7 separate regions of the Mus musculus genome follow, and all the other regions are linked to region 4. A link is a loop called in an ENCODE intact Hi-C map of the cell type or tissue named here. Cell type or tissue: heart. All regions are shown on one strand.

What was found. Hi-C counts contacts between places; a loop is a spot of excess contacts. Peaks named below come from ENCODE experiments on the same cell type or tissue, not always from the same donor. Only the 100,000 strongest peaks of a DNase experiment are listed, where the experiment ranks them.
Region 1: it touches region 4 in a loop (2.1-fold over the local background); 3 of 42 quality-filtered maps call a loop at or near these places.
Region 2: it touches region 4 in a loop (2.8-fold over the local background); 3 of 42 quality-filtered maps call a loop at or near these places.
Region 3: a loop joins it to region 4, with 3 times the contacts of the local background. A loop is called at or near these places in 20 of 42 quality-filtered maps.
Region 5: it touches region 4 in a loop (6-fold over the local background); 18 of 42 quality-filtered maps call a loop at or near these places.
Region 6: it touches region 4 in a loop (2.7-fold over the local background); 10 of 42 quality-filtered maps call a loop at or near these places.
Region 7: a loop joins it to region 4, with 4 times the contacts of the local background. A loop is called at or near these places in 5 of 42 quality-filtered maps.

What each region holds. Positions count from the first base shown.
Region 1 is chr3:53,823,366-53,827,365 of GRCm38, forward strand. No RefSeq gene overlaps it. Among named protein-coding and RNA genes, the nearest start is that of Gm24851, 18 kb to the right of the region's middle. In heart, no CTCF peak of the experiment used is centred here; no DNase peak of the experiment used is centred here.
Region 2 is chr3:53,656,619-53,660,618 of GRCm38, forward strand. It overlaps Frem2 (Fras1 related extracellular matrix protein 2), which reads right to left and starts at 737. Exons shown (of 24, transcript NM_172862.3): 1 at 1-737. The coding sequence starts at 466. In heart, a CTCF peak has its summit at 1,762 (motif pointing left); a DNase peak (open chromatin) is centred at 833; H3K4me3 peaks cover 2,139 bases; H3K27ac peaks cover 1,955 bases.
Region 3 is chr3:53,523,647-53,527,646 of GRCm38, forward strand. It overlaps Frem2 (Fras1 related extracellular matrix protein 2), which reads right to left. Exons shown (of 24, transcript NM_172862.3): 17 at 2,113-2,305; 18 at 17-121. Among named protein-coding and RNA genes, the nearest start is that of Stoml3, 37 kb to the left of the region's middle. In heart, a CTCF peak has its summit at 2,159 (motif pointing right); no DNase peak of the experiment used is centred here; H3K4me3 peaks cover 514 bases.
Region 4 is chr3:53,728,065-53,732,064 of GRCm38, forward strand. It overlaps Gm30735 (a long non-coding RNA gene), which reads left to right. Exons shown (of 5, transcript XR_867291.2): 4 at 1,891-1,981. Among named protein-coding and RNA genes, the nearest start is that of Gm30735, 27 kb to the left of the region's middle. In heart, a CTCF peak has its summit at 1,919; no DNase peak of the experiment used is centred here; H3K4me3 peaks cover 864 bases; H3K27ac peaks cover 573 bases.
Region 5 is chr3:53,588,098-53,592,097 of GRCm38, forward strand. Frem2 (Fras1 related extracellular matrix protein 2) reads right to left here. Exons shown (of 24, transcript NM_172862.3): 3 at 1,618-1,764. Among named protein-coding and RNA genes, the nearest start is that of Frem2, 67 kb to the right of the region's middle. In heart, a CTCF peak has its summit at 2,159 (motif pointing right); no DNase peak of the experiment used is centred here; H3K27ac peaks cover 757 bases.
Region 6 is chr3:54,686,904-54,690,903 of GRCm38, forward strand. No RefSeq gene overlaps it. Among named protein-coding and RNA genes, the nearest start is that of Supt20, 6.2 kb to the right of the region's middle. In heart, a CTCF peak has its summit at 2,401 (motif pointing left); no DNase peak of the experiment used is centred here.
Region 7 is chr3:54,351,901-54,355,900 of GRCm38, forward strand. No RefSeq gene overlaps it. Among named protein-coding and RNA genes, the nearest start is that of Gm31095, 7.2 kb to the right of the region's middle. In heart, a CTCF peak has its summit at 1,542 (motif pointing right); a DNase peak (open chromatin) is centred at 1,561.

The DNA.
Region 1 (4,000 bases), 95 kb after region 4:
TGAGCAAATTGAAAAATGGATGCTCAAATCTCATCTTTAGTTTCCAGTGGGAGCAATGAGAACCATGGTCCTGAATCTCTCTGGCTTTTCTCCTTATATTCTCTGACCCCTGTATAAAGCTCAGGAATAGAACAGGAGGCAGGAAAGTACATGGTTTCCAATTTTCCTTATGGAAAAGATAACAGACTCCAGAAGTAGGTAAAGAAAGAGGGATCATAAAATGCTTTCCATCTTCCCAGTGTTTATACGGCCACATAGCAATCATGTACCCAGGCTAGAAGATGATGCCCTCCATGATGCCCAACACTGCTCATGCAGTCCTTGGGATCGTTGTGCAAATTTTGTGGCATGGTAGCTGCTGATTGCTGGGCTAAGCCCTTTATAAGTGTGAGCTTTGTGTGCTGTATCCACACGGTATTTTCTTCTGGCATCACAGCATACATTTCCAGGAACTGGCTTGCTACATAGATGAGACTAAACCCCATCATGAAGTTGGCCCTGATAAATGCCTGCCTGCTAATATTGACTTTATGTAAATGTTCTTTACATAAATAACAATTAGTTGGAGTATAATTTAAATATATTTAGCATATCCATTTTAATAGAAGTCTGTATACAATAGGTGTTCTAACTATATATATAATATGTGTACCTATATGTAATCAAAACTATTATACATTTATTTATATAAATAAATAAATAACTTTAATTTTATTTAGAATTTGTGCAGGGGTGTGGGTGCATGCATCTGTGTGTGTGTGTGTGTGTGTGTGTGTGTGTGTGCGCGCGCACACACGCACATGTGAGTGTGTATGCTAGGTGGTGTGCTTGCTGAGGTCAAAGGACAACTTTCAGGGGTTTGTTCCCTCTTTCCACCATGGGTTTTGGAAATAGGACTAAGTAACATCAGGCTTGTGAGAACGTCTCCCCACTGAGCCGTCTTAGTGGCCCCAAACTATTTGTACACAGGAGATGTAAAATGCCATATATTTTATGTACGCCTATAAACTTGCTTAAGAGTAAAGAAATTCTATTGTGTTCTTGCTCTTCTACAGTTGAAACTCTCAGCAGACACACATCTTCCTTCTAATTACTATCCAGACATCTTGGTTCGCCAGCTTGGAACTCCATATAAACACAATCAGGTCCCATGTGCTGTTTTAGGCTGATCTCCTCCCATTCACATCCAGTGATGTTGTGTGTGCCTTTATTATTACTGAAATCATTTGTATGGATACACCAAAAGTTGGTGGAAATTTAGATCATTTCCAGTTTTGGTTTGTTGTGAAAATGCTTCAATGGACTTGTACGTGTGGTTATTTTCAACATGTCTTTTTACATCAGCTGAGAGCCATGGAGTCAAAGTATGCAGAAATGATAATTTGTTGTTCGGATGCTCTGTTTTGAGTTGCCTTTATCCTGCTGAATATCTTATGTACTGGATCTAATTTGCACTTCTAAGACACAGATTTTTAAAAACGCATTCCAGTGGGGATGCTAGTGTGCTTACAAATACTGTGATTTGGGCAGTCTTGAATCCAAATTCTCTTCCACAAATGGTTACCACGTCAAAGCTGAAATTTCTGCCAATAAAAATACTTGTGTTTTCTCTCTCCCCCGCCCAGGTTTCTTTATCAGTGATATAAGCACACTAAGTTTGAGAAGTGGTTTGTTTGAATGTTTGAAGGCTGCCTCTGTGTTTATTCTCAGTAGGATTTTTCTTCTTCATTTTCAGACGTTTTGGTCAATTACTTTATTGTTTGTCTAAATTCTGTTTACTCCATTCATCAAGTCTGGAGAGAATGTTTAGGGAAAAAAAACATCATCCTCAAAACCATCATGTATTTGTTTATATAGTTTAACTTTAATGTTAACAAATATCCTTACAAATGTGCCGTGTTGTCAGTTCTTAGTTTATTCCATGGTCACTAACGGACTAGCAAGAGTCTCGTGTGTATTAGAGATGCCTGCTGAATTTGGTGGGCACGGTGAACCTGACTGGACTTGAACTAAGAGCATACATTCCCACATTTTTGTTATTTCAAATTGTAGACAGGTAATCAACTAGAAGAAAAGATCCCTATATGAAGGATGTCTTTGGTGTTACAAAAGCAACATACAACTTTTACTTGGCAGGCTGCTTCGTTTTGGTATCTTTCACAAAATGACTCAGGAGTAATCAATTCATTGTTTTGAATAAAGACATCCTCTTGCATGCAAAATAATTTTAATTTTTCTATTTTAGCATGGTTGCTTTCATAGGGATAATTCAATGACTTATTTTATCTGTGGACTTCTTTGTGCATGCACAAGACACTGTCTGGGAATTGAGTCAAAAGAGAGGACAAAGGGCTGAAGTTTTGTTCAGTTTGAAACCAAATTGAATATTTGACCTTAGTTTCACTACATTAGGAACATGAACTAGCTTGCTGTCTCGAAAAAGGGATATGCGCGATATGTCAAATACCCTTCCCAGAAACACCCTGGGGTCAGCAGTGGGAAGTGTGTGAATATACATGCAATCCCAGAACCACAGACAAAACCACTGTTTGTTGTTGTCTTAGAACAATGCTATTTCTGGAGTCTAAAAAAAATAATTTAAAGCCTTGAAAGCTATATTTACAATAATAAATAACAGGAAAGATCTCACAGTTTCATGAGCTATAAATTAGTAAAATAAACAAAACAAAATGGTATTTCTTTACAGGGCTGGGCTGTAGCTTGGATGTAAGGTACATGCTGATGTGCACAAGGCCTTGGGTTTGACCAGCCTGTTGGTGGATATATAATGATATGGAGAAACACTCATGGTATAAATAATTAAGTGAAGGAAAATACTGTGGACAGTCTGAGCCCCGTGCTGCCTAACAATACGTAGAAAGGCAGAAGGTATCCCTCAGTTTGAATAGTCCTAGTGTTTGCAGGGAGAAGTAAAGGCCTTTTAGTTTTGTTTTTTATTTCTTATCTTCCTGTTATCCCTACTTTTGCTTAGGCATTGCAATTGTCTAAACTTTAAATTATATTATAATATGATTGCTATAATAAATTTTCATTTTTTGAATAATTGTATAATTTACTTTTTCAAATTAAGTAAGATAAAGGATCTATTTAAATGAATCAATATACCGAATGGAAACAGACAGGTCTTCTCTTTTAGAGGCCAACACTGTCATACAGTTTTTAAAAATCAAATTCAGTTCTGGACTTCTTCCATACTGACTGTATTGAAAAGCTAAAAAAGGAAGACTTATAAGCTACAAGCAAGACAAAAAGATATAGGAAGAGTTATAAGAAACAAAACAAAACAAAAACAAAACAAGAAGTTAGGGCAAAGGGAGCCGTTGCACATTGATCGATGTATGATGTACCATGGCACTTTAATGACATGGCAACAGACATGTAATGGAAATAAAAAGAAAGAAAGTAGCTGGTGCACCGTAACCAGCAGAAGCCACCCCTGTGAGAAACCACAGGGCAGCGATTTTAGCCCCTGACAGGGAAATAAGCCATAACAAAATTATACACAGAACTGGGATAATGCATCTCACAAAGCCGAATACTTCAACCCTGCATCCCATGGTGACTATATTTTTCTGTTCAAGCGTCTTTGAATCGGTTTTCAAAAGCCATTGTTTATATCATTTCACAAGCACAATAGCATCGTATGCAAGGAAGCATTAATCACGGAAGCCATGTTTTTCTCAGTATTACTCAAGGCGACACACAGCTGCTGCAGAGGACAAGGGCTCAGCACAGGCACTGTTGATGGTAGCCATGTTTCTTGCTCAGACACTGCACCCCCAGTATTGTCCCAGAAAGCACGTGGTGTTAGAGTTGCAGTTACCTGGGCGTTACACAGGAAACAGATTGTAACTGTAACAAACCAAGAAGGAAAGTGTATCATAAGTCCAATGTCCTTGATCTGAGCGAACTAACTGGAGATTCTAAGTCCGGCATGTTAGTCCAGGGAATCAGGTATGACTGAGGTTTGATCTGAACT
Region 2 (4,000 bases), 71 kb before region 4:
CCCCTCCTGGAGCATCGTAGCGCAGCTGCAGGCGGACGCGGTCGCGGGAAGGGCTGCGAGCACCCAGGTGCGAGTAGCGCACCTCACCCGGGCCATAGTCGCACGCAAAACGCTTGGGACTCAAGTGGCCCGGCCGCTGGGCCAGCGCGTCGTTGTCTAACACGGTCACTGTGCAGCGGTCTCCTGGCTGCACCTGCAGCACCAAGTCACGCAACGGATCCAGCCAGACTTCGCGACCGAAGGGCACACGGAGCCCGCGGTTTGCCACCACTATAGCTTCCTCTGTAGGGACTCCCGAAGTCCCGGAGAGACCCAGGGACTGAAGTGCTGCACCGGGGCCAGCAGCCTGTGTGGAGACGTAGCTTACCAGTGACAGGAGCAGCAGCAGCAGCAGCAGCCTAGGCGACTGTGCGAGTATCGGCTGGAAGCTGGAGAACTTGGCTGTCCTGCGCGCACGGCTGGCCATCCCGGGAGCCCTTGTGGTATGCAGGCTGCCGGCCTTAGAGTTCCGACAGTTCACCCGGCGGGTATGCAAAGCTAGACTTTGCAGGCTCCTAGAGAGCACGGTGGGAAGGGCCGGGAACTCGGCGCGGTGCCTGCGGGGCCCTCCCAGTGGCAGGGCTGGACCAGGAGGATGGCCAAATGCACCGCACGGTCCCTCCTTGGAGCCGCAATCCAAGGCACTAAACACTTCCAGCGCGTCCCGGGCGTGTAGCAGTCAGGAGAGTCCCTACGTCCCAGGTCCCGGGAACTTTGAGTCCTTTGAGGAAAATCTCTCCCTTTGCACCCCTAACTCCAATTCTCTCAGGGGACCAATCGCTGATCGCTGGAGGAGGCCCTGAGTCCAGGGTTGGGTAGTGACTGCTGTCAATCAGCTCCCAGGCGGGGAAACTGCGCAGAGCTGCTCTGAGAGAGGTGCAACAGGTTGGTTGGAATGGAGGGGCGCCCTGAGCTTGCTTGCCCGGACCTGGGGCTGCGGCTCAACCACCAGCCTGCGCGGCTCTACGGACTCAAGTCTTCAGGTCTAAAGATTAGTGCATCTATTAATGCATCTCAGTCCCGTTCCTTGGTCATTGAAATCTCTCCCGGGATGGCCACCTCTTGTCGAAACTTCCAAAGCCAGGGTGGGAGTGAAGAACAAAGTTGAACACACCTTGTTGTTGAGTTTGAAAAGGAACCCAGAGCAGTTTGGGAAGGCACTGGAGATTTTCAAACAGACAGGGGATTAAAAGCCAGACCTACCTAGCTAGAGCAGGTGCAATACCCACCAGGGTCACCACCACAAGCCCCCACCCCCGCCCCGACTCCCACCCCCACCCAAGCCCTTGCTGATTTTCCCGTGCTTTACGAAACGGACCCTGTCCGGCGGATTGGTGGCGGTGGTTGTTGTTGTTTTTTAAATCAAGCCCCTCCTTTGCAGTCAAAGTTCACAGAGTTAAAGTGAAAAGAAGCATTTGGGGTGTGTGAGAAATGCAGTCTGATCAGAATCGCCAGTCTCCCACCAGAGAAGTTCCAGAGAATGTAGCCCCAGGCTGTCCTAAACTACCCCTAGCTAGAGAGCTGTCACTGCAGACGCTCAGTTCACCTTGCAGAATTTAGACGAAGGACAAGCTAAACCCAGCTGTCAGCAGCATAGCTTTTTTTCCCCGTTTTTCTTTTTCCACGCCGAGAGAATTGATAAATACCCGGAGGGCAAAGAAGAGTTTAGATAAACCTCTTTTCAGCTAGACCAGATTGAAACCCTAGGCTGGGCGCTTCCTGCCCCCTTGTGTCGGTTGGTCAGGTTTCCTCAGTATGCAGATTCCTCTCCCTGCGCTGCACCCAAACCCCCTCACAATCAAAACCCAGTCGCTTTCAATGGGGTTCTGGGCACTCTTGCTTATCACGTCGAAATATTTTCCCCAGTAATATAAAAGGGACTATGAAAGAAGGACCTGAAATAATGCCTATTTCTCTTCAATAAAACACCGAATTTGGGAAACAGGATGCGTTGAGAATCCTTGTAAATTTCAGTCTAAATGAAAGTCGTAAGATTTAAGTGTGACGCGTTTTAAGGAAGAAATGAACAATCACTTTAAACCTTCCTGCAGCCAGCCTGCCAGCCTCTACCTCAGGAGTCTGACTCCTGTCTGATGTAGTCACACGTGTTTCAGGCCAAAGCCCTAATTTCGTTGCTAGATTTTGATGTTAAATGTCTGATTCTATTCTAAGAAATTCACTGGCCTCTGAGGATGAGATGTGAAAGATTCTAAAAGTCTTTTGAGAAAAAAAAGTGAGGCATTTATGCAAACAAACTGGTGGTATTTAGTTAGTAGAAGCTCCTCTGGGTTCTGTGCTTTGTACTGTTGGGGGGGTCTTCAACTCCTACTACATGTCTCAGTTTATGACAAAAATAGAAAGGACACAGCCAGTACTTGAAACACATGAGAAAATTCCCATCCAACTCCTGGCCAGTTTCCAATTATCTTTGATGTAATAATTTTATGATTTATCACGTTGATTTATGGAACTCCAATGGCCAAGACATGAGAATATTCCGGTTTCTGTTTGCAAGTATGTAAGAAGATGTCAAGTGGAGTAGATGGTCAGTTTCAGAATAAAGGTCTTTCTGTACCATGTTCTAAGTCCTACTTAGTGAAAGAGAAGTCAAATGGATGCCAAGTGTCCTTACTCTGTGTGTGTGTGTGTGTGTGTGTGTGTGTGTGTGTGTGTGTGGCCTGCCTGAAAGCCACAGCCTGACCTCTGATGGTTCCCAGTGGCTCCAGGCTTTTTCCTTTCTTCCTTTTAAAGTCCAACAATGTTTGATTTGCCAGCAGTGATAAGATCAGTATTTGAAGTATGGTCAGATGCCTGAAGGGTAGTGTTCAATATTTTGTTTTGTGCTAAGAAAATACAGGCTCAAGTTTATTTTTAAGTAACCTAAGGAAATCAATAAACTGGACTTTTAGGTGACTTTAAATTTTAGCCTTTCTTAACTGAAGTAATGGAATAATTCTTTAGAAACATTTTTTAATTAAAAATCTTAGTTTACTTTTTTAATCAGACAGCTAGCAATATAGAGTTGCTTAAATATTTTTTATATGGATGATCATTGCTGAAAATGGTAATATATTACATTTTTGTCAGAGAGTTTTGAATAGCAATTCAACATTAAAAGATATCTGCTTAAGTTAGCAAGGAAATGCCATTTTAAGGAAAATGTTCTTTATCTTAAAAGTGATGAAATAAGTTAAAAAGTACTTTTTTTTTAGATCTAGGTTTAATTCTTTAGCTCTTACTTCCAAATCCAAACAAAATATCCCTTAGGATGCATTTTTTTTTTCACATCTTGGAAAATTCACACAAAAACTCTCTTCAAAACAACAAACTTAATTTTAGTGGCTGTTGAAACCTGAAAGATTTCCGGCCTACGGTCAAGCATCAAAGAGCGGATTTCCTGAAGTAAAGGAGGTATTTAAGATGAAGGCAAGATAGTCAGCTGGAAATGTAAAGCCAGGCTGCGGCTAAGGGAGCAGCTGATAACATCGGAATATTTTACTTTTCATTATGGAGTTTGCTTCACTCTTCCTGTGTCTTCTATTGAATCCTGAGACTCTAATAGTCTCAGAGGCACTTCAGAAATTTGTACATCCCTCCTTAAGGATCCATGATTGATTGGCTTCAGGTTCCTTGCCTCCAAGGCCCAAACCTGCAAATGTGTATGTCCTGTATGTAAAATGAGTACAGAGTTTGTATATAATCTATGTACAACCTTCCCTATATTTAAATCACCTTCCATATATTTTAAATTCGTGGTACCAAAGATGATATAAATGTGTAGACAGATGTGCTGGGGTTTTTGTTTTTGTTGTTGTTGTTTTCTTTTTTTTTTAATTTTTTTCCTTTATTTTTTTTATTAGGTATTTTCCTCGTTTACATTTTCAATGCTATCCCAAAGGTCCCCCATACCCACCCCCCCAATCCCCTACCCACCCACTGCCCCTTTTTGGCCCTGGCGTTC
Region 3 (4,000 bases), 200 kb before region 4:
GGACAATGAGGCTTACCAGGATGGGACAGCACAAACAAGCCATGGAACTGAGCCTCTGTTTTGAAGTTCACAGCCAGGCGTCCCTCCTCACCAATGCGCATGCTGGTTGGGTAAAGAGAGCCTACAGAGAGAAGCCCAGGAGGATAAAATGTAGGTGGCCAGACACCCTCATCCATAGACCTTTTTTCTTCTGACCTATATGGCTATTCTAAATAATAATAATAATAATAATAATAATAATAATAATAATAATAGCCTTTAATCCCAGCACTTGGGAGGCAGAGGCAGGTGGATCTCTGAGTTCAGCCAGCCTGGTCTACAAAGTGAGTTCCAGGACAGCCAGGGCTACACAGAGAAACCTTGTCTTGAAAAAAACAAATAATAATAATAATAATAATAATAATAATATAGTTACAAGTTTCTTTCTTTGATAAGGATAAATGAAGGGCAAAATGAATTAAGTAATATGAGCCAGGTTTCTATAAAATAACACAAATACTATGATACATTTTTTTAAAGTGATGTTCTACAAAAACAAATCTGTAATTGAGAGAGATGACAAATGGCCTTGCTGAGACTGTAGAGTCAGATACATGTACGTGAAAACACCTTTGAGCACCCCAGAACAACTGCGGAATTGTGCGGGCTTAAAGAAAACTGATGATTCTCAACGACCACCCTTGTACAGCACTGAAGTGTGTGGGTAGGAGAGAGAGAGAGAGAGTTTGAGGCTAGCCTGGGCTACACAGTCAGCCTGGTGAGGCTAGCCTGGGCTACACAGTCAGCCTGGTAAGGTCCTCCCAACCCCCTTCTTCACCTAGAAGAGAAATGAAAATATTCATTTTTTTCTGTGTATCTTCTAAGATACAATGTGGAGTTAAATCCCTTGAGGCAGTCTGCATCGACCGTCCAGGATGGTCACTGTGTTTTCCTCATTGCTCGAAGGGAATTTTAATCTGTCCTATATGATGGAATTATACTTCAGGTATGCTATCAATTGGTCCTGTCTTCCTGGCTGTCAATGTGTCAAGTTGCTGTGATATAGATGTTCAGAGACTCAGCAGAGGAATGTGAGCCCGAGAGGAAAAAGCATGAATTCTTTTTGTGGGTCATCTAGACACGTGTGCACTTTGCTTGCAAAAACTTTATCACCACCACCACCATCATCATCTGAGAGTCAGTCTTACTACACAGCCCAGGCTGTCCTCAGACCCACAGCGACCCTCCTGCGTCATCCTCTTAAGTGCTGGGATTACAGATGCGAGCTACATGCCTAGATAGCTTCTGTACTTCCCGATTCCCACCTGGGTACCAACAGCTCTGCAGATGCTGAAGGGCTTAGAGTCAGGAGCTCTCTGTGCCAGTGTTCTATGGCATTTGTCTATGATATCACGGAATGATGGCGTTTTAACCAGAAAGCGACTGAAGCTTGGACTGTCCTTCAGAAGAAATTCAAACCTCAAGTTTAAGCAGTGTGCTTGAGGTTACGCGGATCACAACGAATCAGTTGTAGAGTCAGAACTGGCACCCAGGACAGGGTTTATCATTGGACTTTAAAGTGATCCTCTCATTTCAGAAGCAAAATGTGCAACTTTCCCCCGGATTTTATTCCCAACTTTCACAACTGGAATTCCTCTATTTAGTACAAACCAGAAAGCTCTATGGATTGGCCTATGTAAAATATAAACAATTAGTCACATGCAATAGACTGTATGCCTGAAACAAAGATGTTAAATTTCACAGTCAAACATCATGCAAAGTTTGAAGCATTGATATGATCTTTCCTTGACAAAGGGTCCCCCCCCCCCACTTCGGTTTTTCGAGACAGGGTTTCTCTGTGTAGCCCTGGCTGTCCTGGAACTCACGTTGTAGACCAGGCTGGCCTTGAACTCAGAAATCATCCTGCCTCTGCCTCCCGAGTGTTGGGATTAAAGGCGTGCGCCACCACGCCGGGCTTGACAAAGGTTTTAAAACGTCACGTTATTAGAGAATATAAAAATAACGATATCGAAAGGTGCCCCCCCCTAATTTTTACCTGAAATAAAAACAAAATTATCATTCTGAGTAATTACCACAGGTAGGAAAGATGCTTTGGGAGCCACAGCCACCCACCTTGCAGCTCAGCTTCCGGGGGGCTGCCGATCCCATGGTTCCACAAGATGGCAGTGTCGTACACGAATGTGAGTCGGAGCTCTGACTTCAAGTCGAAATGCTGCCAGCCGCCCACGCCCACGGGGGAGTGGAACACGTAGGAAACGTACAGAGGAACTCGAAGGGTCACGTAGGACTGCACGAGGTTGAGGACCTAAAACAATTGAACCATTTGCAGCAGCGTTAACCAAATCAGCCCACTTATGCCGACGCCAGATTTTGTGCCATTAGTGCACAGAATAAACAACAGCCTTTCTCAGCACGGCAAGCATCCCTTCACTTCTCCCAGTGCGCACATGCAACAGGGACGTGCGCCAGAGTTCCTTAAAATAACACTATTTTCAGCAAAGTAAGTCCTTTTTACTTTTGAGCAGTTTTATCAAGATACAGGTCTCATACCACATAATTCACCCAGTTAAGTGAAGAATTCAAAGTTTTTTTTATATGTGCAAGGAGTCCGGCAGCCATCACGCCAGTTTGAACCGGAGGGGCAAACACAGATGCACTCCTTGAATTTGCCTCTTCTGACACTAGAAATGAATCTTGTCAGTTGCAGGTTTTGGCGCTTCACTCCCTTCTGTTATGGGATATCAACCAGACATATAGCTACATTCTACTTTATTGATCTCCATCAGAGGATGATTTGCTACCGTAAGTTTGGAACTCTTATGCAAAAATGCATCTATAAACTTATTTTTAAATCATTTAGAGGAAGCTAGGATGAACATTAAAGAAGCAAAACCAAGCATATTTAGCAATGACATGGTGCAGTTCCAATGTCTTCAAAATAATTAGATGAACTGTTTTAGAATTTCATATTTTCCTTCTTTTGGTAGTCAACAGATGAGGTAAGGGAAGTCGGGAGGATAAATTAATCCCTGTCAAGTACCTACCGAATTTCAGACAATGTATTGGTTATTAATAACAGCTTTATTATTTTATTCTCATAATTGAATCTGTGTGTATGCAAGGTGGTTTGACGGGCGAATGGATGATGGACAGAAAAGAAGCAGGAGAGGGAACTCGAAAAGGACTCAGGCGAGCTCACCAAAAGATTTGAAAATGTATTTTTATATTAAGTGCATAATATAGTGCCTGCATCTACATATGTGTACCACATGGTATATGGCTGGTGCCCACAGAAGTCGGAAGAAGGCATTCAGGTATCTTGGTACAGGAGCTACACACAGTTGTGAGCCAACTTGTGAGTGCTCTGAGTGAAGCCATATGGGAGCAGCCAGTGCTCTTAGCCACAGAGCCATCTCTCCTTCAGTGCAGCCCTCTCAGCAGAATTCTCTGAACCTCCTGAGCAGCCGGTGGAAGTCAGAACCTAGTCTCTAGCCTGTGTTTATCTCTCCCACACATTACTACATTGGACACACTGCAGAGAGGTCCTAAAACCGCCTAACAAAAATGGCTGCATTTTAATCTCCAAATGCTCCAAGGACCAGCATCATGATTGCAGCACCTCTTTGTGCAAGAGGAAATGGTTAGCTTGACTCTCCTTGGAAGTTCCAACCGGGCTGTTGAAACTGGTCTCCGTCAGAGAATCAACACAGGGACTAGGCCTGTACTTAGGTCATGAGAACCGAGCTGTGATATGTCATACTACCACAGAGTTAAGAGCGAACTCCCCAAATCACACACAGACAGTATAAACCCATAATAAAAACACACAGTGACAAAGAACCAGCCACAAGACAAGCAACTTGTTTGGTTTTCACACATGGGATGCAAACAATTTTCCCTGCCTGGTGAATCCGTGCCTTGTATGCCTTGGATGCCTTTTTTTCTTCCCCAAGAGCAGCCATCATTACAACCACTGAACAATGAGTTCTGAAAAGCACTT
Region 4 (4,000 bases):
TACTACGTTTTCTATCACTTTTTATATCTCCTTTTTTTTAACACTAAAACTCAGAACTCCTGATAAGGTTATTTATTTGCTTCATTTTATCATACAACTAAAATTACAATACCAGTAACACCACTGTCACTCAACATGCAGAGTGTCACATTCTTTTTTTTTCCTTGTTTTTTTTTGGGGGGTGGGGGTGGGGGTGGGGGTAGTTATCAGTATTCTCAGAATATATACAGATATTCCCTTGGGATCTATAGAAACCTGTTCTAAAGTTCTTATCAGAACTATTTTTTCCTCTGTGTTGATCTCAACAATATTATATCCATGTAGGTTCATTTCTTTCATTTTATATTATATTTTAGAGTTGTAGTTAATATTTGAAGTTAATATTGTTTGACCACATACATAATTTAAGTAGGTAAGAATTTAAAATTATGTAAAAAAGTTAACACTAACAGTTTTCCCCCCAGGAAAAACTTTCTGAGTAGCCCAGCTATGAGAGAAACTGGGAATAGTTTTCTATATGTTCAGAATATTTTGCTTTTATTTTTTGTGGTCTGTTTATGAACATTTTTGCCTGTTTTTAGATTGAGTTTCTTTCTTCTTTCTTCATTCTATTCTTAATAGATATTTTTAGACTTAATAGAGATTTTCTTCTATTTTTTAATAGATATTTTTATCTCATGGAATTTAGCCAATTTTCCAATTCTAGTAGAAACTATAAATGCATTTCCTTAATTTGTCATTTAAAATTTAATGTTATATATTGAGGTCAAATATGGATTTGAATTTTTCCCTCTTTTTATCTGTATGTTACTACTGTAAGGACTTTATCCTTGTGAAGTGGATATACTAAATAACTGTGCAGGGACCGTAGGATGGACCAGTAATTAAGAGCTTTTGCTGTTCCTGCAGAAGGCCAAGGTCTTGTCCCCAGCGCCCACATGGCAGTTTCCAACCCACTGTAACCCCGAGTCTAGGAGATCTGGTGCCCTCTTGTGACCTTCTGAGGCAAAGGGCACACGTGTAGTACACATGCATACATGCATACCTGCATACATGCAGACAAAGCACCCAAGCATGTAAGATCCATAAGTAACTAAGCATTGATTGTTTCACGTTCATGGAGGTCAGGGTTACGGTTACTTTATCGCTCTCCAATTGTCCGTGTGGTTGACCCAACTCTGCTTACTGAGATGCCAGTTTCACGGCACTAGACGGCCATTGTAAGGCAGCTGGCAAGGTCTAGTCTTGCCACATGAGTCTTTCCAGGCTATAGTCAGGGAGCGACATATGGTAGACTGAGGGTCTGAGGGATGTCATGGCTCCGAATTTAAAGGAGGGCAGAGCTGTGGAAGCTGGGAGGGATGGCGCTGGCCTGGACCTGATTTAGTCAGGGGTGCCATTGTTGGACTTCTGATCTAGAACTGTAAGATGACACATTTGTGTTGATTTAGGCCACTGGGCTTACGGAGATTTGTTATAGGATCAACTGAAAGCTAAACCCGTCTATGTGTATGTATGTATTTTCTGTTTCTCCGCTGTCCTGTCTTACACATGAGTGATTTTAAAAGAAGCTTCTTTGGTTTCGTATAATATGTCTTGATTTTTTTAAGCTTAAGAGAATGTTCAAATTAAAGTGAAATTTATTATGATAATGGTGAGTTCCAGTGTAGGCTGTTACTGTAGACACATAGATCGCGTGTGAGGAACAATTATTTAAGTTAGTGCATTAAGAATAAACTCGAAACTCACATATTTGAGGAATCTTATCAGTGACAACTGTAGGAAGCTAAAATGAGGTGAACGAAAAACAGATTTAAAAAAGCCACTCTGAATTGATAAACTGAGTAAACTTAAAAAAGAAAAAAAAATCTCTGGGCATTTATTTTCCAGCTCTTATGCTGAAGATCGCCACCCAGTGGGGACACGGGAAATTCCAGCCCAGGGTGCCCAGCTGTGACCTAATGAGGAAGCCTGTGGATGGGTGAGTCAGGAGAGGGGAAGAGTCTAGAAGCGCCCAAGGAAGGCGAAGGCAAGCCCACCAAAGACTGAGCTACATTACCTGAAGGCAAAGGACAGGCCCACAAAGAAACAGAGACTCACAGAGCAGAAGCATGGCATTTTCCCAAAGGTGAAAGAAGATCAAAACATCTGCTATCTGTTGGGTTTAACAACAAACACAGAAGGCAAACCCCTTGGTGAAGAGTAAGTGGCCAGAGATACAAGGAAAGTGAAGCAAGGGCCAGCTGAGGGGCCCCACACTGACCCGACACCTGCTGGGGCTCAGGGTTTCTGCCTCTGCTGGCAAGGTCATTGCAAGCTACTTTTCTCCCTGGTGACTCGGTAGATGCTTTTCTTAATTAATGGTTCTGATTTATGTTTAACTCGACCACAATTCTTCAAGGAGGGACCACTGATCATGGTCACAAGCTTTAGCAACTCTGTCTTAGCACTTACTCTGTCTTTTCAGATAAGCCACTTTGGCGGGAGTCCCCGTGGTGTGTTGCTGATAGGCAGCAAACAGCAGGCGGAAGAGTTTTGCTCTCTGGCTCTGCCACCACTGTGATTAGTTGGTGTGCATTCCTGCCCAATCTCGTTGGAGTTTGAATTACACATTGTTTGCTAAGCCCTATGCTTGGCCAAAGAGGGACTTAATGGCACTTAGGAAAAAAGAAATGATCAAATGACACGGGGTCTCCAAAGCATCATTATCTCTCTGATGAGTGACACTTTAAGCCTCACTATGCTTCTGGGTCCTTTGATGATGGCGCTCCCCACAAGGGCTCACTTGGATGACAGTTTCTGAGGACTGTGCATAAAGAAAGCTGGAGAGCTGGGGTTCGTTCACAGCCCAATTTCTGACAGGAGGGAAGGGGCTTTCTCTGAAGGTGACAATATGCTCCAGATAATGGTAGCAAGCTTCAGTACACTGAGGGAAGAAATCCAAATAAGCCCGAAGTGTCACTGAAACATTTATACGTTTGTATTTCTTCTCTATTTAGGAAATTATTTCGCTGTATAGTTTTAAAATCTCATAGGGAGAAAAAATAATTAAGCATCGATGGATGTACTTCTCCATCTGGTCTTCAGAAAATAAATATTAAAATGCACATGGGAGAAAATATAGCTGCGATAATTATGAGGAGATGAATAATTATCAATTATCAACAAACCAATCTACATAGGTTATATAAACAAATAAATGGATTCACTATTGATACAGATTTCCCTCCATTCTGGATTTAAGACTTGATCATTTTGCAGGATTTATTCTTTAGTCAGAAATGAGAAACAGGCTTCTTAGCTAACATCTATAAATCTTTTCTTTAAATTTGTATTTCATATTTAATATGCATCTATTGTACCTATACATTGAGATTAAATACACAATATGCCAAATGAATAATCTAGGTGGGAAAATGGAGATGTGAAAGACAGACTCCTACTTCCCCAAAGAAATACTCTGAGGTGGTAAAGTCTTGAAAGGAGACAGCTTGGTTGAGATGAAATTTGAAGTAAAACATTGTGTAAGAAACCAGCTGGGTGGATTAAATGTGTGATGGTGGGCAGTGGAGGGAGGGCAGTCACCTACAGAGAAACATTCTAGAATACCTGCAGCGTCAAGAACATCAAGTAGGTTAGAAAAGGCCATTTGGGGGAAAGAACCCTATGGTGGAGCACACAACCACCGCGACGCTATGTGGAAGTTGCTCGCTCTGAGTTCTAGACTGACTCCCCGCTGTGATTTGGTTATGTGGCAGTCTGGGGAGGAGACAGCATCCTGCAACTACATAGGATTATTTTGATTAATTAGGATTATTATCTCCCCTCACTGGTTTCTTTTTACTCATGAGCTGTATCTTTTTTTTTTTTTTTTTTTTTTTTTTTTTTTTTTTGGTTTAGAAGATTTGTAAGATGAGATCTTTACAGAGAATCATCAGTGCACACATCAGGCATAAAAGTGACACATTTAAAGTTGGGTAACCTATTAGGAGGTTCCTTA
Region 5 (4,000 bases), 140 kb before region 4:
GACAGTTGCGGAGTATCGCTAATATAGTCACAGGCTCAGGGAACAATAGCTGCTCCAAACATAACTTAGAAAAACACATTAGCATTCTGCTGCAAAAACCAAACCACAAAAACAAACCAAACAAAAGCAGCAGGGCAGTGAGAAAAATGTTCAGAATTTAAAAGTCTATAAAATACTTTTCAACTGTTAACTTTCTCAGTGTCAGTGTCATCCGTGGAAAAAATGAGTGCCAATCACATAGAATGGGACAAGTTGCATAATGGATAAAAACATCGCTGGTGACTGCTGAGGTGTGCTGCTTTTGCCTGTTTTCAGTGCAACGTATTCTCTGTGTTTTCAGGCACAAAGCATAGTTGGGCCTGACCCCTCCCTGACAGCCAAATGGGCACATGCACAGAGCAGAGCGCAGGGAGAGAGAGCAAGTCTCAACGGGAGGGTGTTGTCAACATCTACCGCACTCCAGAATCTTAAACAGAATGGGAACTGCAGTCCTGTGCAAGTGTAGCAAAGGAAGGGCCAGGAGCTGCTGTCCCGGCTGCAGCTGGAAAGGCCTCTTTCGAAAATTAACAAAACAAGACATTTTATGTTCCTTTCAGGTTTTCTGCACAGGGTTTCACTGGGAAACCCAGGCTGGTCTCCGACTCACAGCCATCTGCCTACCTGCCTCCTGCGTGTTAGGAAAGGGAGGTACCACCAGGCAGTAAAAATCCTATTTTTAAAATAAAAAATATTAATATCCAGAGTCCAAATGTGCCAGGGAAGAGCAGAGAGATTAGTGGGGGAACCTCTGTTGATAGGGACCTAATGTTCACAGGCCAACAGTCCAGCACAGTTTCTCAGTAGTAATTTCGGAGACAGCCCTTATATTTCTGCCAATGTGTTCCTGCCTCATCGTTCCCCTCCACAAAGCTCTTTTGTGTTTACAGATCCTATTAAGTGGGCGTTTCTCAAAGTGACATCTCTGTGTCATCAAGGGCTTCAGAACTCTACACCAACTATATTTCTGCTTCATATCTTTCCATATTTTATGGTTATAGGAAATGAAATGTGGACATGAATCAAAGTTGAAGATAATTATTTGCCGTTGACTCTTGGTTTTATTGCATAAGACAGAAGTAACCAACTAGGATTTAACATTTAATATTTTAACAAAGAAAACCCACAGAATAGACCTTTCATGTGATGTAGCAGTCAGGAAGGAATTTACAGTGAACCACAGAGCCTTCAAACTCAGTGCACAGTGTCTGATACCTAACAACTCACTGAATACATTTTGCTTATTTATTAAAGTAGCTGTCATGAGTATTTTACACCACTGTTTCAGATGACTTGTCCCCTGGGGATAAATTAGATGCACATCAGCTTATTCTAACCCAGTGACATTTGATTTTATTTCGAATTCACTGGTGATTACTTCCAATTTTGCGAATTTATTTTTTACTGGCGAAAGGTCACACTCATGCACCTTGACACAAATCTGTTGACATGATCTCTTCGTAGCCAAAAATCAGATATCAACATCTCACTAAGATTTTAAATTCATCAAGCTAAATTCGTGCTATGGTTTAATCACTAGAGAAAAATTATAAACACAGGTGAAGTGCTAATTAAACTTACTTATAAATGAAGTTTCTCCCAAGTATCCTCTGCGTGTAAGAACAATATCTAGAAATTTGGAGTCTTCGTTGATCAAGTAATACTCTTTTTCAAAGGAGATCCACGCCCAATTCAGTCGAAAATGCTGGTTGGTTAACCTGTTTCCACCTGGAAAACAAAGAGTGTGAAACCTGCCATTACTGCTTTCCTGAATGAATGGCCTTTAAAAAGTCACAAACTATGCGACTTTGGAAAGAATACTGCTGGATTTAATATGCAACTCCAGGGCACGTGCATGGAGATGGAGCTAACCTCTCAATTGACTGGTAAACATTCCTGGATGATACAATCTTTGAGAAATCCCTCCCTCTTTCAGGATTGGGGGTAGAGTTGGAAAACAGAAAGAAGCATGCAGTAGTCTGAAGCAAAAAAAAAAAAAAAATCATGAAACAAAGAGATGGGGTAGATGTGGGAAGAGTAGGGGGATGAATAAGATCAAAATACCTTGTGTTTATGTATTCTCTCGGTTGATAAAATTATTTATTTAAAAACCACTCACCACAAGGTGCCGCTGGAGAGCAGACTTCTCTATTCAGAGGCCAGCAATGTTCTTAAAAACCACACACAAAAACCTTCACAAATACCTCTTTCTGGTTCACAGAGCAATTGGGTGGAAGGCTTTAATTATAACCACTTAAAGAAAAACAAATATTCTTTCTCCACTCCCCTTCCCACTAGACTCCACTCCAGTCCTGAGAGCAAACAGACAGCCCCTTTCATTGGCTCTCCTCCCACCTTCCCACCAAAATGGAGCTGGCTGCCTCTAGGGAGAAAATGAACCTGGTGCTGGTCTCTATAATGTGAGAGCTATTCTGTTGGGAAAATGAAAGGAGTGTTATCAGCTGACCACTCCACACCTATCCCTCAACTTCCTTTGATCTATGAGGTCCATAAACAAAGGCATCACTAATTCCTTTTAAGTCTCTCTGGAAAAGAGAAAGGGGGTGGGGGTGGGGGAGCCTCAATCACAAACACAGCTACAGGCATAGTTCGAATTCTAGCTTCCTCTCTTTTGAGTTGACACAAAGAAAGCTACAGTAGAGAAATACGAGAGAGGGAGAAATGTCAAGACTCCTGTTGACCGAATGAAAATCTACACAGGGAGAAGCAATCGGGGAAGAGGCACAGGGTCTGTTTCCTCTGAAATATTTAGAAGTAAAAACTACAGACAATTTATGCTGTCGGAGGCTCGCTGAGAATCAAAGGCAACAGATCATGCGGCTGAAGCTGTGAAGGGATTGCTTCCTCATCGTTTGACATTTAACTCACCTCAGCCTCTTCAAAAGTTCCTACAAGACGCACGCAGGAAGCAAAAGGACGCTCTGTTACCTGACCCTGTGAGCCTTCCATGGGAGTTTTGCTCCCAAAGAAGTCAAAATAGATTTGAAAGGAAGCATCGACTATAATAGTTCCCATCATTGCCCCAGACGCAAAACACTCAAGGAGTACTCTATTGTACTACGTCAAAGCACTATCAAACCTTTCAGCCACTACACAGTAGCTACAGGGCTGAGGCTGGAACTACTCGCAGCACTTGCCTGGTGTGTGCAATGGATGTCTGGGTGAATCCCCAGTACTGCTGAGTGGCTGCACCCCACAAAAGTCAATAAACAGGAAACTCTTGACATTGTGATGCAGAAGCAGCAACATGTGCTGTGGACACTGCTATGTCGAAAGAACTGCACACACAAGGTGATTTCATGCTTCAAGGTGATGAGGCTATGGACACTTCTGTCTTTCAGTTCATTTCCAGTTTGTTATTTGTTCGTTTGTTAGTTTGGCTTTTGAGGTGGAGTCTTACTATATAGTGCAAAGCAGCAGATTTTGAACTTGCAATACTCTTACCTCAGTCTCAGGAACACGGGGAAACACCCACCCCCATTCATCTTTTTAGTATTTATTTTAGTACTTTATGTGTATAGGTGTTTTGTACATAAGTATGCATATATCTATGGAACTGGAGTTATAGGAGCTTGTGAGTCACCATGTGGGCGTTAGAAACACCACCATGATCTGTTGCCATGCCACAGGGCCAAAGGATGAGGGCCAGTTATTCGAATCAACCAGAGTAGGCTGTGCTCTTACGATGGTTATCTCAGGCTCTTTGTTACAGCAGAGAAAAGCTGATCTAACCTAGTACATAGGTCATGAATAGCTGGAAAAGTCTGAAGGCTCTGATCTGAGGAACGGGAAAAGAGATGGAAGCAGTAACTACCCGACTTAAGCAGTTCCCATCTGTTCACAGACAGGAATGTCAGTGCGCCATCACTTGCTAAGAAGGGAAACATCCAGCCATATCTAACCCCTTGTTGTTGTGTGTGTGAACTTGTGCAGTGCCCCAAAC
Region 6 (4,000 bases), 960 kb after region 4:
AATCTACTTGAACACTTTGTGAAGGAAAGGAACCTTTAACTGGGCCTGTAAACATGCATGAAATTATACAGAGGACAGGGGAGTGATTGCAACCTAGGAAGAATGTGTGGACTCAAGACACACGGAAGTGCTGCTAGCAGTTTCCTGACATGAGGTAGTGGACCGAAGAACCAGGGGTTGACTGGATAGCAATTGTCAATTTGTTAAGGCCAGAGGCTATCTTATGCAGGCAGGCCCGTGTCACGGCTTCAGAGTTTTAGAAGAGCCTTTTCATAGTCAGTTCTATCATTCAGTAGTCTTATTCACCCCCAAGGCGTCCTTTGCTCACACAGCTCACCTGTATACTTTGTAACTTTCGGTTCATTTCCCATGTTCATATTAACTCTTTGTGTGGAGGTAAAATTAAAGAGGAACTATATGTTGTTTAAATCTCAATACAGTTGTTTAATCTGAAACTACACACACACACACACACACACACACACACACACACACAATCTGACTCAGCCTCTGTTGTTGGCAGTCCATCTTTGTTTGGCTTCCTTGGGTTGCTATGCAAATATAGAGAACATTACTGCTTTGGGAAACAGGATTAACTAAAATCTAGGTGCTTAAACTATTCCCTAGCCCAATACAAACATGCCAGTGTGTTTATTCAACAGTCACTCCAAGGGCTCTTGATGGGCTATTTTGCTTCCCACTGTAGTTTACTCGTAGTAATTCCCCTTTAATACCCTATTAAATGAGAGCGAAGGTTTCCTTTTGTGTGTGAATGTTCTCTCTTACCACTGGCAAAATACAACTCTCTCTCTCTCTCTCTCTCTCTCTCTCTCTCTCACACACACACACACACACACACACACACACATTCTGAGTTTTACTTTGCAACAGGGTCTCACCATGTAGACCTGGCTGGTCTGGAACTCACTATGTCGAGCAGACTGTCCTGAAACTCAGAAGCCCTCTGCTTCTATGTGCTGAGTGCCGAAGCCCACCACTCATCCTCAGCTCTGCAATACGATTTCTCGTGCTGTCTACATGGTTATCAAACAGAAGTTATAGAAACAGAATTAACAGGTGCCTGGTGGGATGCTCAGCCCTGTCTAAGCACCCAGCGTGGCGGTGTGCGCTTGTCACAGCAGCTCTAAGAGACTGAGGAGAGAAGCCCCTGGGTTTGAGACTATCCTACATTTCATGGTAAGACTGTCTCAAAAAGCAAAACAGACACAACTTCTAATGTTCTGTAAACTTTATATTTATATATAATACCTCATTCTAGAACTATGAGCTTTCTCTGAAAAGTGACTGAAAGAGAAAATATTAAATTTTATTTTGGAAGATGGAGAAACTAGCAAAAGACATTGGAAATCACTGATAATTCATTAACTATCCCAGTAGCTGTTTTTTTTTATGTTTAAACAAAGTATTTACCTAACAAATTGTGATGTTAGATCATTTGTCAGTGATTAATTATACCAAAGGAGGTAGTGCTGTTTAATTCCAGTACTTAGGAGGCTGAAACTGCAGACTCATTAAGTCTGGGCTAGCCTGAACTACAAAGAGACCCTGTCACAAAAATTACTTTTAAAAAGGGCATGGATATAGCTCAGTGATAGATCTGCTTATATGAAGTAGGTCCTGGGTTCAATCAATTTTTCAGTACTGGAAATCAAACAACAAAATATCATATAAGATTTTTTTTCTTTGAGCTTTGAGATAGGATCTCTCATGTTGTACAGACTGGCCTAAAACTTGCTGCATAGCCAAGACTACCTTGAACTCCTGATCCTCCTACCTCCAACTCCTAAGTGCTGGGATTATAAGTGTATGCCACTAGGCCCTGACCAAACCCCACAATTTATAAAAGTGCTTCTGGAGCCAACTAAGACAGGACACACATCTGCAGCCCCAGATATTCTGGAGGTTGGGGAAAGATGATCAGAAGTTCAAGGCCAGTGTGGTACAGGCCTACAGTCAAAATAACTGGGAGGCTGAAACAGGAAGAGCAGAACTTCACAGCCCACCCACCCATCCATCCATGTATCCATGCATCCATGCATCCATCCATCCATCCATGCATCCATCCATCCATGCATCCATCCATGCATCCATCCATCCATGCATCCATCCATCCATCCATCCATCCATCCATTTTCTATCTATCTATCTATCTATCTACCTACCTACCTACCTACCTACCTATCTATCATCAATCTATCTATCTATCGAGGTTTATTCTATAAATTCTGTTACTCTAGAGAAGGACCCTGACAAATACAGGGAACTATCAGAAAACAATATTGTGTCAACCCTTCCTTCACAAGCCAAAAGTTAAATCTGTTATCACAACCAGTGCAATACTTATTTTTAAGTGAAGTCCTGACCTCTAGTGGCTACATAGAATAACCAGTCTACTAAATAATTTTAATGTCACGATGAGAAAATGACACTGCAACTTTCCTAATGAGAAACAATCAGTAAAATAAAATAAATGTGAAACTAATTGAACTTTTATTTTTAAAAAATCAACTTTGAGGCCAGGTGTAATGGCAAATTCCTGAAATGACAGCAGCTTGGGAGTTGGAGGCAGGAGGATCAAGAGTTCAAAGGCATCTACAGCTCTGTAGCAAGCCTGGGAGATCCTTCTGGAAAGTAACAGTAAAAACATCATTGACAAAATAAGGGTTAGTAAGTAGAAGGTCAGTGTGTGAAAATAGGGGCACAGACGGACCAAACCACACAGGGCCTTAAGTAACAGGTTCCCAGACCTTATTAGAAACCCAGACCTTAGGCCGGTCAGTGGTGGCGCACACCTTTAATCCTAGCACTTGGGAGGCAGAGGCAAGAGGATTTCTAAGTTCAAGGCCAGCCTGGTCTACAGAGTGAGTTCCAGGACAGCCAGGGCTATACAGAGAAACCCTGTCTCGAAAAACAAACAAACAAACAAGAAATCCTGATCTTAGCATAACTGACTCCATTATGTAATGCTCACATGGCTAAAAACCTGAACAAAGACCTAATCAACCACAGTCCATAGTTCTGGAAAAGTTTCTAAATGTACTTACCTTGCTTTTTGGCTTCTGCTTCTAGCTAACTGTTCATGTTAACAAGTGTGTCAACCCAGAATATGGTTTTTGTGCTTAAAAATCTGCCCTGAGAAAGGTTGGGGCTACACTGGGATCCCAAACACCCAGGATAGTGGCTTGTCCTGCTCATAAAGACTTTCTGTTGGCTTAAACCTGTGTCTTGAGTCTTCTCTGGTGGATATGCCATAACAATATCAAAGATGAGTTTATCTTGTGAACACCAGGGGCTGAGCAAAAATATTTAATATTCAAATATTTAACTAAATTTCTAGTACCCAGGTAATCTTGTATCCTCCCTGTTAATTACCACCTTTGTGGTCAGCTCACCCGGTATCCACACAAGGCCTGAACCAGCTTCATCAAGGTTCTGGACAGGGTCCCAAGGGAGACCAGGGATGAAAGAGAATGAAGAGATAACAAAAAAAGGAAAGAGTCAAAAGCTGGGCTCAGGAGGGATGCAAGGGCTGATGACCCAGGCCGTTACGCTTATTAACTGCAGACCTCTTTAAGTGGGGAGACAAAACAAGTCAAATAGAGAGCATCAGGCAGTAGAATTACAGGGAGTTCAGACTACCTCAAGCTCAACCTTAGCAAGGCACATTCTAGGAGGGCAAACCAAGTGCTTTACATCTCAGTGTCTAGAACATCTGACCACATACTTACGGACTGGAAGCCACGTGCCAGTTTCTGGACTATCTCAGGCCCTGGTGACAGTCCATAGGCCTTGGCTGGCAGGACCCTGCCTACGAGAGGGGGAAAGCTGCCAACACCCATCACCAAGGCCTCCAGGCAGTCTTCAATCCAGTCTAAGCCCTTATACATGCTGGTAGTACTGTGACTCCTCTCTCCTAGCCTTCACTTCACACTGAGAAGAATGCCTTGAATTCAGTGATAAGGACCGGCTACAGAGAGGC
Region 7 (4,000 bases), 620 kb after region 4:
GAGGCCATCCTGACCAAAAGCAGCTTAGAAGAGGACAGGGTTTCCTTGGTTTATAAACCCAGGTTACAGTGTATCAAAGTCAAGGCAGGACTCAGGTCAGATTTTTCACATAAGGTCCACAGTCAAGAGCAGAGAGAAACAGGTGTAGCTAAACTACCTCCTTGCAAGGCTGCAGACACTCAGCTAGCTTTCCTTATTAATCCAGTACTGCTTGTCCAGGAATAGTGCCTCCCATGGTGGGTTTGGTACTTCCCCATCAGTCAACAAAAAAAGACCATCTCACACAGAAATACATACAGGCCAGCTGATCTAGACAATTCCAGCTGATTTTAGGTCATGAGCAATTAATACTTATGCTACAATTTGCTATTCTCCCTGTTTGGAGGAGGAAAGTCTGATTAGAGACCTTCCTGATAAGGAGCCTATTGAAGACTGAGCCATCCTGGGAGCCTGAAACACAGAATAATCATAAGCCAAAGAGCGTGGGTAAGTTGTCCCCACTCCTGAATGAGGATGTAAAGAAGCTAATTATGAAAAAGGATCAGTACAGACATGGATATGCTTGTTGTTCACATAGGCAGCAAACTTGACTGAGACAATTACCAGGATGTAGTTGATTTCCTTATCTTCTATGACCCACAAATGAGCTTATCACCAAGAAAAACTATGCTGTCTGCTAACCCAAGCCTGAGCTCAGTAGGTAACCCAACCTCTGGAGTCACAAGGACCACTGCCATAGGGACTAGGGACCCTGGGACCCTGGCAGAGTAGGTGACTTCTACACCTAGTCTCCAAAGAGTGGAGTTTAATGCTCTGTGTGACTTGAAGATACAGAGCCTATCCCTCCTGTTCATATCTTGTCTTTATTTAACTCTGCCTCCTTGTTTCTACTCCTCTACCCCTCTTCTTTCATTAACTCAGCACTTGGAATTTTATCCTAAATAGTTTTAACTTCCTAGCATTCTCTGTTTGCTTCCCTCGCCTCAGACAATTTGGAGACTCCTTTTGGCTAGAACATCTGCCTTATTATGTTCTACAAAACCGAGGGACCCGAAGAGTATAGAGGGGCTTCACCAGAAGGCCAGCAGAGCCAACCAGCCTGGATCCTTGGGGATTCACTAAGCAAAGAGCAATCATGGGCTGGACCAAGAGCCCCTCCCCTCCACACATATGTACCAGGGAGCAGGGGCTCTCCCTGAATCTGTTACCTGCCTGTGGATCCCTTTCCCCTAACTGGGCCACCTTGTTTGGCCTCAGTCGTCGAGGATGCTCCTAGTCTTACAGTGACTTGAATTGCTAGAGTCGGGTGATCCCCAGCAGGGGCCTCCCTGCTTCTCAGAGGAGAAGGCAAGGAGGAAGGGAAAAAGAAGGTGAGTGTGTGTGTGTGTTGGGGGGGGGGATTGGGAGAAGGAGGAAGCTGATATTGTATCTTAAGTGAGTAAATAAATAAGTAAGTATTTTTTTTAAAGGAAAAAATGTTCTACAACATGGGAAGTCTTGGGAGCTGGGGGAGCCCGTTCTAGCCCATAGACCGCAGAGCCGAGTGTGGCCAGCAGAGGGTGCTGGCATGAAAGGAAAGAAGGAGCCAGAAAAGATGGTTCTGGTGGACCTCGTGATTCACTGTTCTATTTCAACAGCAGGCAAAAAGACAAGAAAGAAAAGATGCAAGCTCCAACTGAACATCCCTCCCTGTTCTGAAACTGGTCACCCAGATGCATAAAAGTGTTGCTACAGAATATTAAGGGCAAAAAGGTCAACGATAATAATTTTGTGTGACTTTAGAATCTCACTCTCATCACTATGTAAATCATCCTAACAGAAAAGAACAGCGATGTTTCAGACTTGAACTGTAGGGTTTTTGTTTTCTTATCTTTTGTTTTGAGACTTACTAATGGCATAAAGTATTTAGAGAAAGTCCCATGGGTTTCAGAGAAGCCTGTCTGTTCCTTGGTGTTTGATGGATACACTTTGGACATCTATGGTCCAGTTTAAGTCAGATGATAGTGGAATGATTGTAGAAGACAATAACTGAAGAAATTTGAGATGCTGTATATATCCAAGGATGTTGAACAATATGCCCTTGACTGATCTGCGGGTCACTGAAGGAACAAAGGAGGAGAGAAAATGGTTTTAGAGTCAAATGAAAATATAAAAGGACTTCCCCGAACCCTTGGGACCCAGCAATGGCAGCATGGAGAGCATGGAGCTTGCCTGAACTATACTTGTTGAATGCTTGTTTTTTAAAAAAATAAAAAAGTTTTCAAATAATTTAATTTACATTTCTCTTAAACTTCTTAGGAAGAGAAGAGCAAACCGACCTCAGAAACGGCCAACAGGATAAAATTCTAAGGAACAAGATAGAAATGAATGAACCTCAGACTAACTAATGAGGACCACAAGGGTAAGTGAAGCAAAGATAAATGTGTGAAGGACAAAGCAGGGTTGGCAAGCCCTTAGCTGAACTAACGAGAGGTGGGGGGAGGGGGGAGGCAAACTAACCTCACACACACACAAGAGGGTGGGGTCGACTACCCACATACATATACACAGAGGCCAAACTCAACACACACACACACACACACACACACACACACACACACACGGCAGGGAGGAATGACGGAAATGAAGCCATTAGGATCTGAGACCTCTGACAGATCTATAGCAAGGTCTACATTCATCACAGTATTCCTTAATATAATGCTCTGTCTTAGATTAGTAATTTTTAAGGAAGAAATTAAAGTAGAAAAAGAAGAAGTAAAATTGTCCCTAATGCTAGGTGGCATCTTATATTTAAATAACTATCAAGATGTGAATAAATAAGTCATGAGACCTGGGTGTATACACACTGAGGCTTTATTTAGGCATAAAGAAAACCAAAATTACATAATTCATAGAAAAATTAATGGAGCTGGAGATTCTGATGTTAAACACAAAAATCCAGATTCAAGAAGCTTAAAAATCACACCTTTCCTCTCACATCTTGGAGCTATGTGTCATACATACACGTGTGGCAGGTGTCACAGATATATGGTTGACATTAATTTTTGAACAGATAAATACAGAAAAAGCATGTATGCCTAAGTAGAAGGGTGAGATGGGACCCTAGAACACACTGTGTAAGAGAAAAAGCTCACGAGGGAAGAGGACAATAACCACACTGTGGGTTTATCTTAATTCTGATCAAGATTTGAGCACACTAAAAGTGTCAAAGCAGACAGCAGTATTCTAGTAAGTTAATTTTATTATAGCATCCATTCTCCCTTCATCTTAGTGTCTGGCTGGAGGAATACCAGAAGCCACTGTGGATGGAGCAGATGATCAGACTCTTGGCTTTGAAGACAAATGACTTGATGTGGACAATATCAAGAGTGCCAAAGAGGGCACAGACTGTGAATGTGGGGATGAGCAATGTCGGAATTGTCTGTTTAAGAAAACACTAGCCAGGGTCTAAGAGAAGCTCAGTTGGTAAAGCGTAAGTTTTCTTGGAAGTGTGAGAACCTGGCGTTGAGCTCCAGTACAAGGTAAATGGCCTAGCATGATGGTACACATCTATAATCCTAGCACACCGTCCTCATCATACCCAAGCAATGTGCTCTGGGCTCAGGGAGAAATCCCATGCCCCAAACTTAGATAAGTGAAAGTAGAAATGGTTATATAGAACAAAGTAGCCCAGCGCCAGAAAGATAAACACCGGATTCCCCTGTCCTGCGTGAACCCAGTTCTGCTTCTTTAGATCTCTGTCTGCTTAACAGAGAATACCCGCAGAGGCCAGGAACCTAGAAAAGCTCCATGGCGGGGGAAGCTAGAAGAAAAGAAGCAAATACTAAAAGGAGGAAGAGAATAAGGAGCAGATAGGTTCAAATGGATGGGGAATAGAAGGGTAGTGTAGAGGAGGGATTGGAAGGAATGAACAATATAAGGGATGTATGAAAAGGCCATGTAGACACCTACTATTGTATAAGTGTGTCACATGTATGTATATGTACACATGTATCTTAGA